2 separate regions of the Mus musculus genome follow, and region 2 is linked to region 1. Evidence: chromatin contacts called from ENCODE Hi-C or POLR2A ChIA-PET data. All regions are on one chromosome and are shown on one strand. Each heading gives the region's core, a stretch centred on a gene start or an enhancer-like site at or near the end of the contact. The rest is flanking DNA. Distances are from core to core; before and after follow the strand shown. Region 1 holds the start of Ubb (ubiquitin B). Region 2 holds the start of AI450353 (expressed sequence AI450353).

The links. Hi-C counts contacts between places; a loop is a spot of excess contacts on that map. ChIA-PET counts read pairs that join two places held with the same protein, here RNA polymerase II (POLR2A).
Region 2: a loop to region 1 is called in a map of T-helper 17 cell, with 11 times the contacts of the local background. The contact joins the promoter of AI450353 here to the promoter of Ubb in region 1. A Hi-C loop is called at or near these places in 1 of 37 maps with a recorded cell type or tissue (T-helper 17 cell). POLR2A ChIA-PET finds 5 or more read pairs at or near these places in 1 of 5 experiments (Patski).

Annotation. Positions count from the first base shown.
Region 1 is chr11:62,546,646-62,553,745 of GRCm38, reverse strand. It overlaps Ubb (ubiquitin B), which reads right to left and starts at 2,575. Exons shown (of 2, transcript NM_011664.4): 1 at 2,151-2,575; 2 at 533-1,606. The coding sequence starts at 1,600. The coding sequence ends at 683.
Region 2 is chr11:83,289,850-83,296,949 of GRCm38, reverse strand. It overlaps AI450353 (expressed sequence AI450353), which reads right to left and starts at 3,520. Exons shown (of 1, transcript NR_028364.2): 1 at 2,021-3,520. It overlaps AA465934 (expressed sequence AA465934), which reads right to left and starts at 5,251. Exons shown (of 3, transcript NR_028363.2): 1 at 5,117-5,251; 2 at 4,853-4,976; 3 at 2,313-2,435. It overlaps Snord7 (small nucleolar RNA, C/D box 7), which reads right to left and starts at 2,646; the gene lies at 2,551-2,646. Pex12 (peroxisomal biogenesis factor 12) reads left to right here. Exons shown (of 4, transcript NM_001364762.1): 4 at 510-1,875. The coding sequence ends at 909.

The sequences.
Region 1 (7,100 bases), core at 1,326-3,825:
TTCAAAATGATAGCTAAAGCTGGGAAATCATGTGTCTCAGTTGTAGACCAGAGGCACATAGGGTCCATACTGCTGAAAATTTTGGGGATTGAAGGGACACAAACCTTCCAATGACAGGTGTTCACTGTAATAGCTTTTAATTTTCTTTTCTATTACTTACCATTTCTCCAAGTAGGTGGTTTTCTTCCTAAAGAATTATCACAACCAGCATTAAGAAATCCAACCTGCTGGTATCTTACCCAAGCAATCATATGCAAATCAGTGTGACCTAGAGACCCCCCAAACCACCAATTTAAAAAAGTACTTAAATAAGCAAAGTTACAAAGGCTGTATGGCAAGCCCCACCCCTTCTGTGGCAAACTGACATTAAGGCTTTGCCATTAACTAAACAAAATTGCGATGTCATACAAGTATAAGCTGTAAATGATGCATATTTTAGTCAAGACCAATCTTTAGTTAAATCATGCCCAAAATAATCAGTTAAGAGCCCCCACCACCCAAGCCACCACAGAATTTCACAAGTGACACCATATATGCTTACCATGCAACAAAACCTTTATTAACATTTTTTAACAGAGGTTCAGCTATTATTGAAACTTGTAATTTCTAAACTTAAATTGGGGCAAGTGGCTAGAGTGCAGAGTAATGCCATCACTGCCCACTGGGAATGCAGACCGAATAATTAATAGCCACCCCTCAGACGGAGGACCAGGTGCAGGGTCGACTCTTTCTGGATGTTGTAATCAGAGAGAGTGCGGCCATCTTCTAGCTGCTTGCCGGCAAAGATCAGCCTCTGCTGGTCAGGGGGGATGCCCTCTTTATCCTGGATCTTGGCCTTCACATTCTCGATGGTGTCACTGGGCTCCACCTCCAAGGTGATGGTCTTGCCGGTCAGGGTCTTCACGAAGATCTGCATGCCACCTCTCAGGCGAAGGACCAGGTGCAGGGTTGACTCCTTCTGGATGTTGTAATCAGAGAGGGTGCGGCCATCTTCCAGCTGCTTGCCGGCAAAGATCAGCCTCTGCTGGTCAGGGGGGATGCCCTCTTTATCCTGGATCTTGGCCTTCACGTTCTCGATGGTGTCACTGGGCTCCACCTCCAGGGTGATGGTCTTGCCAGTCAGGGTCTTCACGAAGATCTGCATGCCACCCCTCAGACGGAGGACCAGGTGCAGGGTTGACTCTTTCTGGATGTTGTAATCAGAGAGGGTGCGGCCATCTTCCAGCTGCTTGCCGGCAAAGATCAGCCTCTGCTGGTCAGGGGGGATGCCCTCTTTATCCTGGATCTTGGCCTTCACGTTCTCGATGGTGTCACTGGGCTCCACCTCCAGGGTGATGGTCTTGCCGGTCAGGGTCTTCACGAAGATCTGCATGCCACCTCTCAGGCGAAGGACCAGGTGCAGGGTTGACTCCTTCTGGATGTTGTAATCAGAGAGGGTGCGGCCATCTTCCAGCTGCTTGCCGGCAAAGATCAGCCTCTGCTGGTCAGGGGGGATGCCCTCTTTATCCTGGATCTTGGCCTTCACGTTCTCGATGGTGTCACTGGGCTCCACCTCTAGGGTGATGGTCTTGCCGGTCAGGGTCTTCACGAAGATCTGCATTTTGACCTTGAATTTAAAAGGTAAAAATTTAAAAGCCTACTAAAATCTTCGATTCCCTACAAAATACTTCTACTCAAAACTCCTCCCCTTTTTGTCATAACATAAAACCTGTTTTGTCATGGTTTCAAACTGCTAAACCTTTCCAAAACACTAAACTGGCATTTGGAACATTCATCAACTGCGGGGCATCCAAGTTCGCTAACAATAGACATGATAAATTGAAAATAAAAAATATCCAGACCAGAAGCCATCGATAAAAATTCAAGTAATAAACAATGCCCGAGTGAGAAGTACCTCTTTTCTGCCTCCCCCCACTGAAATAACCACGATGGACTCTCCATCGGTTAAGCGTCCGTTAAGCTCCCTGGCGCGCGCGCCAGGGCCGCCCCCGCTCCGCGCACGCGACCAAGGCCCACTCTTCCCGGAAGGCCCGTTGCCGCGTCACGTCACCTCGCTCCCCTCCCCCACCCCAAGAAAAAAAAGGCCCGCTTAGCACCACGTAAGCCCCCTCTCTAAATCCTCCCATGATTCAAACGCCGTAGACAAATACCTGTTAACAAATGTGATGAAAGCACAAACCGCCCAGCGCGTCGAAACACCCTCACAGAAAGACCGCCGAACCGGACAAAGCCTCTCGTCACTGAGCTCAGTGGCCGCGCGAGCCGCTATTTATGCAGCGTCTGTTGCGTGACTGCTCACTCCTACGTAGCTGTTGTCTTCCTGCGCCACCGAAAGTAGTTCCGCGGGCCCCCACCTCCCCCAGACCAATTAGGCGTTTTTGCCGAGCTCCCGATTCTTCAGAACCAAAGAAAAGAGTACTACCAAACGAGAGACACTGTATTCCCGGCGTCTCGTCTCCTCTCGTGCAAAAAATTGAAAAAATCATCACGCGGATGAATCCAAGTTAAAGGGCCCTCCCTCGAAAGCTCTGGAAACCTCCTTGCGGCGCCAGCGCTGATTGGTGAGGAGTCAAAGATGAGGCCGACGCTGATTGGTGGAGGTCGCGGGCCGCTCGATTGTTGCTGGGCTCGGTTCTCGGGCAGTTTAACGTCGACGTTGCTAAGTAACCGAGTGCGCATGTGCGGGCGCTCGCCTTAGCGAAATACTGATGTTTCCTGCTTGAGGTGGGGGAGGGGCGTCTTCTCTTCCCGCGTCCGGAACCCCGCGTCCCGAGTTCCCCGTGGTTCTCTCGCACCCATCGCTCGGCGGCTTTACGCCACAGGGTGAATTGCGACCTCACCCTGCTCCCCCTGGCTGGACTCTAGCTTCGCCCAGGCCCCCTCCAGTATGAGCATTGATGCTTCCGTAGCCAGTGTTTTTAGTTGTTTTGTCTTGTGGCTTAGCCGCCCACGGGCCCAGATGTGGGTGGGAGTGGGGTGGCTGCCGGGCTGGAAGCTGAGGATTTAGCCAGAGACCCAGCCCAGAGCCCGGCCGGACTTACAGATTCTCTCCCTCCCCAGCAATCTACAAACAAAGGAAGGAAAGAGGAGAAATGCCTATTAGACTCAGTACCCGGGGTTCACCCACCTCTCCCATTGGGATGTCTATTGTGCAAAGGAAGGGAAGGGGCCCGTTAATCCTAGAACCTCAACCTCAGGACTAGGTTCTGAGGTTTTGGGTGTGGTTGCTTTTCCCTCATCGAGATCAACAAGGAAGGAGCAGAACTGCTCGGATTGCTTTGTCATGCGGAGTCACGAGGATGGCCATGTAAACAGTTTTGTTTGCATAGGCTACCGGCTTCCGTACAGTAAGAAGTCTAGCTACGCTAACAGATTAAACTTCACTCTGTAAAGGTTTACGAGTTATTACCATATTACTGAAGGAAACGTTAGGAACATAGCTGGTTTGCCTAGCATGAACCAAAAGCTCCAGTTTGATTCCCCAGCCCAAAGTCTGCTTTCTAGAATAAAGAGCAGGTAGAATTTTATTTGAAGTGAATTGAAATTCAGAAAATGTCTCCTTTGCATAGTATTTTATTTTTATTAGGAAGCATGAGTCGGACCTTGTTTCAACAAGCAGAGTATGTCTGAGTCAGACATTTTGAGGCACAGACTCAGCCAGAGTGCTGATCTTATGATTGATGCGATGACTTCATTGGGGTAAGTTCCAGCAATTGCCAGACGGGTTATTGCTTCCTAGTTTGTTTTGTTTTCAAAGTAGATCGTTTGGTGACTTCAACCCAGTAATAATATTTCAAAAGAATGGCATCTGGACAAGATAGATTTTTTTTTCCGTAGCATAGTTTTTGTTGCTTGTGCTGTGTTCACCCCTAGCCCCACCCCTTGGAGACTGGCCATCACTCTGTAGCCCTGGTTGGCCTGGGATGACTATGTAAATCAAGAGCTCACAAGAGATTCTCTTGGTTCTGTCTTCCGAGTGTTGGAATTAAAGACACGGACCATCGTGCCCAGCATGATGTAAACAGATTTTTTTAAAAAGTATTTTATATCTGAGTGTTTTCCTTGTATGTATGTCTATATAGTACCTGTGTATCTGGTACCTGAGGAGCTCAGGAGGGTACCAGATACCCTAGAACTATACAGACTGCTGAGTACTTGTGTGGCTGCTTGGGAATCGAGCAGCTAGTGCTCTTAACTGCTCCAGCCCTCTATAAACAGATTTAAAAAAAAAAAAAGACAGTATAAATTTTGAGATTAGAAGTTTATTGAGTTAGTTCAACAATGTTTCTCCAATTAAAAAGGAACTGTTTTCCATTTTTGTTCACAATAGAAAAAAAAATTGTGTCATCTTTAGGCCCTAAAACACATGAATACACCTGTGTGTGTGTGTATGTGTATTGCTCTGTAGACCAGGCTGGCCTCCCATCTCAGAGATCCCCCCTGCCTCTGCCTCCTGCCTCCAGAGTGTGGAAACTAAATGCGTGTGAGAAATATGTATTGACTGGACAGCAGTGACACAGTGACACATGCCTTTAATCCAGAACTAGGGAGGCAGAGGAAGGGGATCTCTGAGCTCGAGGATAGCCAGGAATACATCCTGCCTCAAACACAAAAATAAGGAAGAAAGGAAGGAAAAGGAAAAGACTTATTTATTGAAATAGGGTCTCATGTAGATCAGGCTGGCCTTGAACTCAATTATATAGCCCAGGATGACCTCACACTCATGATCTTCCTGCCTCTGCCTCCTAAGTGCTGGAATTGCAGGTGTGTACCACCATAACTGTACTGGCAGGAAAGAGACACTTGTATTCTGAGACACGTATGTCCTTCCATTAGGGCTATCAGGCCTCTCACACAGTAGACCCCAAGGAATTAGAATTTACTGAGGAATCTCACACTAAGAGAAGAAAAAGGCTTAAAATCCTGGATCTTGCCTTATAGGAATTTCTCTCTCAGGTAGAGATTTCACCCGGGTCTGACAACTTGTCAGACCACATTGAAGGAGAAACTGGAGTCCTGACAGTGAGGACTGTGGAGGCCACACTTCCATCACAACTGCTTAGTTATGCACATAACCAACTGTCTTATACTTAAATATTTTCTCATTTAAAAAAATTATTTATTATTATACATAAATTCACTGTAGCTGACTTCAGACACACCAAAAGAGGGCGTCAGATCTCATTATGGGTGGTTGTGAGCCACCATGTGGTTGCTGGGATTTGAACCCAGGGCCTTTGGAAGAGCAGTCAGTGCCCTTACCTGCTGAGCCATCTCACCAGCCCATTTTCTCATTTTTAATTATGTGTCTCTGTGTGCATACATGCATGTGGACACAGGTGTCTGCAGTGGCCAGAAGAGGGTGTTGGATACCCCTGAAGCTGTAGTTACCCTGGAACTGTAGTTACCCCTAAACCTGTAGTTATAGGTGGTTATGAGCAGCTGCCTGATGAGGGTGCTGGGAACCAAACTCAGGTTCACTGCAAGAGCGTCAAATGCTCTTAACAGTTGAGCTGTGTCTACAGCCCCTTTATTTAAATCTAAACCTCATGTTGGCTCTTTGAAGATAGACTTGAGGGGAAGGCACTGTATGTCTTTATTTGTTCCTCGTTCCAGTGGCACCACATTGGGTAAATCTCCCTTTTCTCTTTTTCATTATTACTTGTCTGATTGGCCTATTGAAGACCGGTGGTCACGCCTAACTAATTAGGGCTGCCAGGGCCCAGGCTCTGACTGTAACTTTTCAGGTCTGTGGTGATATTTAAAATATAATATTAAGGGGCAAGAGAGATGTCTCAGGAATTGGGCCCTTACTACTCTTGCAGAGGACTTCAGTTTGGTTCCCTGCACCCCATATCAGGTAGTACCCTCCCTCTGTGTGGGCACCTGTGTGCACTGGTCTATGTAGCTATTTGTTTAACATAGTTAGGAGACAGAATTTATTATAAGTCAGAAATTTTAAAAGATGTATAGTCAGGCACTCATGCCTGTGAATCCCAGCACCTGCAGAGCTGGGGCAGAAGGGTTGCTAAGAGTTTGAGGGCAGCCTAAACAACATAGTGAATTCTAGGCTACCCTAAAACTACAAAACATGCCCCTGTCTCAAAAAATAAACAAACAAAAGAATGTCTAAAGATGTAACTCAGTTGGTACAGTGCTTGCCTGGTAGGCCCCAAAGAATCCTCAGCATATAAACTGTGCTGAGACCATCCTCAGCCACATAGGACAGAGGGTCGGAAACTGCAGGTCAGTCTGGCTACCTAGTGAGTCTAAGGGCAGACTGGGATGCAGCAGACTGGGATGCAGCAGAGTGTCTCGAAAAATTTAAAAGGTAAAAATTGTTTATATTGAGTACCGAAATGAACATAGAACAAAATTCCATAATATCGGGGGGGGGGATTGTTTGTTTGTTTTTGTTTTTGTTTTGAGGTCTCACTATATAGCCCTGGCTAGCCTAGAACTCAATATGTAGACTATCCTGGCCTTGACCTCATAGAGATTCATCTTCCACCACCAAGGCCCAAGAATGTTAGGAGCTCTTGCTTCTTTCACAGAGAACTAGAATTCAATTCAGTTCCTAACACTTACACGGGTGGCTTATACCAGTTCTAGGGAATCTGTCACCCTCTTCTAGCTTCTGCAAGCACCCACACGTATGTGTATAGACAAACACATAAAATTTTAAGGTAAACACTTTTTCTTTCAGTTGTGGTAAGATACAGTATACAGGGCTGGTGAGATGGCTCAGTGGGTAAGAGCACCCGACTGCTCTTCCAAAGGTTCGGAGTTCAAATCCCAGCAACCACATGGTGGCTCACAACCATCTGTAACGAGATCTGACTCCCTCTTCTGGGGTGTCTGAAGACAGCTACAGTGTACTTGCATATAATAAGTAAATAAATCTTTAAAAAAATTAAAAAACAAAAACAAAAAACAGTATACATAAAAATGACCATTCCAAGCATATTGTTTTCACGAAGTAGTTTCACTCTGTTGTCCAGGTAGGCACACAGACCTGAGCTCACAGTCTTGCCTCAGCCTCCCCTTACTGGGATTACAGGAGTTCAACTTCATGCTTCCGTTTTTCCTTCCTTTTTATT
Region 2 (7,100 bases), core at 2,271-4,770, about 21 Mb before region 1:
GGGGCCGGGCAGTGGTGGCACACACCTTTAATCCCAGCACTTGGGAGGCAGAGGCAGGCGGATTTCTGAGTTCCAGACCAGCCTGGTCTACAAAGTGAGTTCCAGGACGGCCAGGGCTACACACAGAAACCCTGTCTCGAAAAACAAAAACAAACAAACAAAGAAGTTTGGGGTACAGCAGGAGAAATGGCACCGTGGTTATGTAAATGGCATGTACTGCTCTTCCAGAGGAACAGAGATCAACCCCCAGAACCCATATGTGGCAGTTTACAACTGCCTATAACTTTAGGTCACCTGGCCCAAACGGCACCTGCATGCATTTGGTGTGTGTACAAACAAGCAGACACAAACATAAATCTTTTAAAAACCAGAACACCAGAGTTTAGATATACACTGGCTTACAACAGACCCTCCAGCACATCAAGTGTGGAACTGCACCTATAGACATTACTCTGTGACCACATACAAATAAACTCTTTTCTTTGCCTCTTGCTCTCCTTTCCCAACAGCGTTGGTGAGAAGATAAAGTCAGCTCTGAAGAAAGCTGTGGGAGGTGTTGCCTTATCCCTCTCGACTGGCCTCTCTGTGGGTGTATTCTTCCTGCAGTTTCTTGACTGGTGGTACTCTTCTGAGAACCAAGAAGCCATCAAATCACTGACTGCCCTGCCCACTCCACCACCACCTGTACACCTAGACTACAACTCTGATTCTCCCCTCTTACCCAAAATGAAAACAGTGTGCCCACTCTGTCGTAAAACTCGAGTGAATGATACGGTTCTTGCCACCTCTGGCTATGTATTCTGTTACCGCTGTGTGTTTAATTATGTGAGGAGTCACCAAGCCTGTCCCATTACAGGGTATCCAACAGAAGTCCAGCATCTAATTAAACTCTACTCTCCAGAGAACTGAAAGAGCTTAGTGCATTATCTCACCACTCAAGTTCTATACTCTAAGGCCATGAGACGGTTTTAGTATGGCAGACAACAGTGATACTTCCCTGATTCATAACTACATTAACTTTAAGTAGTTACATGGGTTTCTTTAAAAGGATATATCCATTCGATCCTAACCTTTTGGTTTGCTCTCTACCAAGCTGGTTAAGCAGGAGAATCAGGATTATCGGTGGTGTGAGAGCCAATGTGGAGGTGAGTTATAAAAGACCACCTCACTTAAAGAGTAAGGTTTTAAGTTGGATGTGGTAGTATAGTATCAACACTCTGGAGATGGAGGCAGGATTTTGAGTTCAAGGCCACCATAGGGAGACTGTCAAAAGTAAAATGAAAGTGAGAGACTGATTAAGAGGGATAAAATATCACAGGAAACCTCAGGTTAGACCTTATAAAGCAAGTGGTTTGGGAAGCAGGCCTTCTCTTTAGAAAACATTACTTTTGAATTAGAGGCTTTATCAGACATGGACTTTCTCTTTATAGAAATGCTTTAGAGAAAAGCCCCTTCCATCTATCATGACTTACTAACATCTACCACAGTTTATCAGCATTTGAAGATTTCCTTGATGATCCATACTTGTCTTGGGATAGGGTTTGTTTATAGGGAGGAGTCTGGAAATTTCAGTATGAATGAAAACTAGCAGGCAATGGTGAGATGCAGTAAAATCCTTATCTAATGTTTACCTGATGCCTACCTAGTGAAGAGTTAATGAAGGGCAGAAGCCTTCTGCTTGCTCTCATGAGTTTGCTCAACTGGCAGTTTGCTCAGTTGATATGAATCATGCTAGGTATTATGAAAGTTTCTATGAAACATTTAAGTCAATTTTAACAATACATGATTCTGGGAAAGAATTGTTCCATGCTGTCATGATTATGCGGAAACCCAAAAGATTACTTCAGGGGTTTAAATAAATTTCCGTTCAGATCACCATTGACTTCTTGAAGTTTTTCTGTATCTATTAAAGTTTTGCTTTTTAAAAAGACAAATTCAATAATTAGAACAAAAATCCTGTTCTAACAGCACAGATACCACCTTGTATGAAATAACATTTGCCAGAAACAAAAGTTTAGTTGCTTGTTTAGGAAGATTTATGACATTGGATGGACAAGCTGGTGAAGAAACAGCTTCTGAAAAATCATTAATGCAAGCCAGATGAAAATAATTTCCAAGTGCCTACTGTGATTCATGCTGGCAATTGAGCGCATAATCGCTGGTACCATGAACATGATATAACTTTTACTAAGTTTAAAATAGATAAGCCATCTTGTAGATTTAAAAATATTGAAGCTTACCAGAAGAAGAGTATATGATCATTTATAAGCTCTGGTAAAAACTTACCAAAATAAAGATCTTACCCAAACAAATACCATGGTTAATTAAAAACACTTTTAATACAGTAATAATAAGTCAATAAGGAATTGATTCCAATTCAGGGCAGAAATGATGAATCCTCCATGCAGTTTTCAACCCTGATTTCTCACCTGGACCTAAGAAGGAAAACATGAAAGTATCAGTAATTCAAAGGATACAAAAGAAATACTCTTACACATTATAAGCCAGGATCCACATAGGTTCAAATACCCCCATGTGGTCAGCAGAATCAGCTCAGAGAGAAGATTAAGGGGTCACACCCTGGTCAGAGCCAGCGCCAAAGCAATGGCAATACCAGGTCAGACTATACTTCGCTCATCATTGCATGGCTCCATTTCACATCCAGTCAAATGTAGGCTTACACACTCAAAAAGCTACTCTCACATGCTTCAACTTTGAAGTTTCAATACTTTCCACTATGTGGTAAATAACTGCTATATAATAATAAAAAACTTAAAACAAGTTTTTGGGTTTTTTGTGGGTAGGGGGCTTTTTTGTTTTCACAACACAGAGTGGAGAAGCATTTATCACTCAAAAAAAGTTTTTAGAGCCAAGCACAGTGGTGCACATCTTTGATCTCAGCACTTGGGAAGCTGAGGCTGTAGGAGCTCTGTGAGTTTGAGTTCTACACAGTGAGTTCCAGGACAGCCCTCAGAGCTACATAACAAGACCCTGTCTCAAAACAGCAACAAAAAGGTTTTGTTGTTATTTACATGAGTCCAACCTCCATTTATTTTGACAAAATCTTAGGGATATTTGTTAAGAGACACATAGTCTAAAAAAGTAGTAGCTGTAGAAAAGATTTCCTATTATCCATTTAACATAGAATTCAACTGCCAAGGAAGATAAAAGACATAGTCACAATGTCGGGCACAGTGACTCGTGCTTGCAGTTCCAGCTACTCCAGTGGGTAAGACGGGAGCCAAGGAGTCCTGAGCAACACAGGAAAGTGTACAGTGAACAAGCAAAGCTCTACATCATAATTTTTTTCCTACCAGAAACTCCTAATTTCAGTCAAAAACTCTTGAGAGTCAGTACAGGGGAATGCCAGAGCCAAGAAGTGGGAGTAGGTGGGCAGGGGAGTCGGAGGGCAGGGTATGGGGGACTTTTGGGATAGCATTGGAAATGTAAATGAAGAAAATACCTAATTTAAAAAAATAGCTTGAAGGAAACCTAAAAAAAAAAAAAAAAAAAAAAAAAAAACTTCTTGAGAGGTTAGGGTCTTCTAAAGCTCTATACCACTTAATAGCAGAATTAGGAAGGTCTGAATACCAGGTTTCTATTTTTCCATCTCTAACTTCTCAACATCCACCCTTTACTAATAATAGGTGAAACTACAGGCACTGGAGAGATAGCTCAGTGGTTCAGAGCACTGGCTGCTCTTGCATAGGGTCAATAACTGATTTAAAGCTCATCTGTTTCACAACACTGTGATTCAGTGGGTCTTCTGCCTCTGTTTTCCCTGGATTCCAGCACATATATATGCTGACTTTAAACCTATAAAAGTGTAATTCAGTCACTAAAGCATCCACTTTCTCCCCATGGTCCAGGAAATAATATACAAACTACTGTGGTATTCAAGGGATTTCAAAACAATGAATGAGGCCTTAGGTCAATTCCCAGAAAGACCATCACCACAACCAAACAACCTCCAAAACAACAAAAATCAAGCCAGGGGCAGTGGTGGTTACACCTGTAATCCTACTGCTTTGGGAGGCTGGGGCAGAAGAATCCTGAGTTTGAGGCCATGGTGGGCTAGCTATACAGACTCTGTCTTTAAAACAAAATAAAGGGGCTGGAGAGATGGCTCAGTGGTTAAGAGCACTGACTGCTCTTCCAGGGGTTCTGAGTTCAATTCCTAGCAACCACATGGTGGCTCACAACCATCTGTAATGGGCCTCCTCTAGCATGTCTGAAGACAGCGACAGTGTACCCATATACATGAAATAAATAAATCTTTTAAAAACAACAAAATAAAAACCCCAAAATAACCCATTTACCCCTTAACTAGTTAATAACATAATCCTAACGAATCTTACAGACTACCCAACCTAGACTATTAAAGTTCTCAAATCTACTATTAGAGCTTGTGTTCCCCTGCCCCAGAGAAACCCTTCCTGCTGTCAGCTCTGCCTCTCCATACTGCTGCCACTTTACACAGGAAACCTTATCTCGATTAATCCCAAAGGAAGGCTCTGCCCTTTGAATTACAGAAGCAAAGTTTGTGAAACCGATTCCGCTTAAAGATCCAGACAGACATGGTGGTACCTGATTCCAAGTTCCTGCCATGCCAGCAGGTACCTAGTTCTCTGCCTCACAGCACTCATCTCATGGCAACTGGTGTGCCAACTATGCGCCAGTTCACGAGTTTTCCCCCATCTCTCCCACCAGCCCCATCTCACTGAGTTCCTAAAGAACTGGGGAAGCGTGTTAACAGCCTGGAACAAAAGGGTTCAATTAAGTGACCTTGGTAAGCCTAATCCCATGGCTTTTAATTAGAAATGCATGAGCACAATTTATAACGCCATCTTACCTCCAAATGTCACACGGATAAGGACCATACCTCGGGCATCTTCAAGCACTCATTCCCCCATCCTCTAATTCATGGCGCTCTGCACAGATTCCTTTGCTGACCAGAGAGGACTTACACACAGGTTCTCAAAGCAAAAAAAAAAAAAAAAAAAAAAAAAAAAAAAAAAAGATAAAAGTCCAAACCCGCCAACTTCGGGAGCCTGAAGCCATCCTTGGTAGGGAAAGAGGACTGAGGACGGAGTCGGGGCTTCAATCGGCTCCCAACCTGGATTCTTCATTCCGCAGTCTTGGACAGGGACAATCTGGGCTGCAGAGGATGACCCGATGAGCGCTAGGACACTGCGTCCGGGGCACACTGGCTTCCCGCGTCCTCTCCCCTCCGCCTCTTCGGGCCTGCATCCCACAGCCCCGCGCGCGTCAGTAAGCCAATCCCACGGCAGCCAGAGCTTCACGTGACAACTATAAGGCGGTGCCTGCATGAAGAGCAGCCAATCGAAAGGTGAAGTGAAAGCAAGGGGTGGAGCTGACCTAAAGGTGGAGGCTGCTTCCCCGGGCTTTCTAGGCGTCTGGGTCTGTGTCTCGCGACTTAGGCCTGTGGTTTTTGCTCAGAAAGCGACGCTGGTTTTCTTCTTACACAATTCTCTACTCACGGGACTCCGGGCGACTGTTAGGCGTAGTGATTTTACCATTGCTTCGATGGAGAATGGGGAGAAGAGAGAGACTCCTATCTTGAACACTTTTTAAAAAAAAAACAGATTTTAAAAATGATCTATTTGTGATTATACATGTGTGTTTTGCCTGCATTCGTGTCTGTGCACTATGCCAACACAGAGCCCGCAGAGATCAGAAACAGGTATCAGATCTTCTGGAACTGGAGTTACAGATGGTTGTGAGCTGCCATGTGAGTGCTGGTAATCAAACCCTGGTATTGGGCATTCTAAATAATTAAAGATGCCCTGAGAAAAGTGCAGCTAAATATCAAATTGCCAAGGCCAGCACGGACGATCTCCTGGGAGAAGAGACATTTCATTTAGGTCCTGAAGAGCCTTAAGATCTCCTGATTCCCCCCTGGCGTGGTGATGCACGCCTTTAAACCCAGTACTTAGGAGGAGGCAGAAGCATATCTTAGTTTGAGACCACCTTGATCTAATAGGGAGCTCCAGGATAGTCAGAAGTATAGAGAGACAGAAAGATCAAGAAAATTATTAAACTCAAGATGAGTTAGCTGAAAAATCTAGTTTTCCAAATGTTGGCAAAGCTAAAAATCATTGTTGGGGTGCTTCTCAAAATTCCGTGAACTCTAGAAACAAGCAAAGACCTGTTAATCGTCCGTCGTCCAGTGTAAAAAAGTAATAGTAAAAACTCCAAATTGATTGTGACCCATAACTGACCCAATAGAATACTTCAAGCACTCCAGGAACAATTCTGAGTCACTGCAAAGTTTAAGGACTCCTGTGTTAGTGATAGGAGATTAGGAAGACAGGCTGAGACTTTGCTAAGAGCACAAACCAGTTGGATGCAAACTTGAAGAGTAGAGGGAGACTGAATATTTCAGAGGCCAAGTAATGAAGTGATCAGAGTAATATTTAAGGAAACAGTGTACACGCATGTTCAGAGTGAGACAGTGTAAACACTCCGAAACTGATTTCAAGAGCTAAGAAGAGTTAAGTGATAATGACAGTGGAAATGGAGAGGTGACAAACAAGGATTGTGATGATCAATAGGGGATTGGCAAAGGGTCTCAAAGAAATAAAAGGGAGCATAGGAAGTAACAAAGTGTTGCCTATACTAGACCATCTGTCTTAGTCAGGGTTTCTATTCCCGCACAAACATCATGACCAAGAAGCAGTTGGGGAGAAAAGAGTTTATTCAGCTTACACTTCCATACTGCTGTTCACCACCAAGGGAAGTCAGGACTGGAACTCAAGCAGGTCAGAAAGCAGGAGCTGATGCAGAAGCCATGGAGGGATGTTCTTTACTGGCTTACTTCCCCTGGGTTACTCAGCCTGCTCCCTTATAGAACCCAAGACTGCCAGCCCAGAGATGGTCCCACCCACAAGGGGCCTTTCCCCCTTGATCACTAATTGAGAAAATACCTCACAGCTGGACCTCATGGAGGCATTTCCCCAACTGAAACTCTTTTCTATGTGATAACCCCAACCTGTGTCAAGTTGACACGTAAAACCAGCCAGTACACCATCCAAATATGGTTTAAGATCATCCTTAACCCTCATAGTTGAAAGACAGAG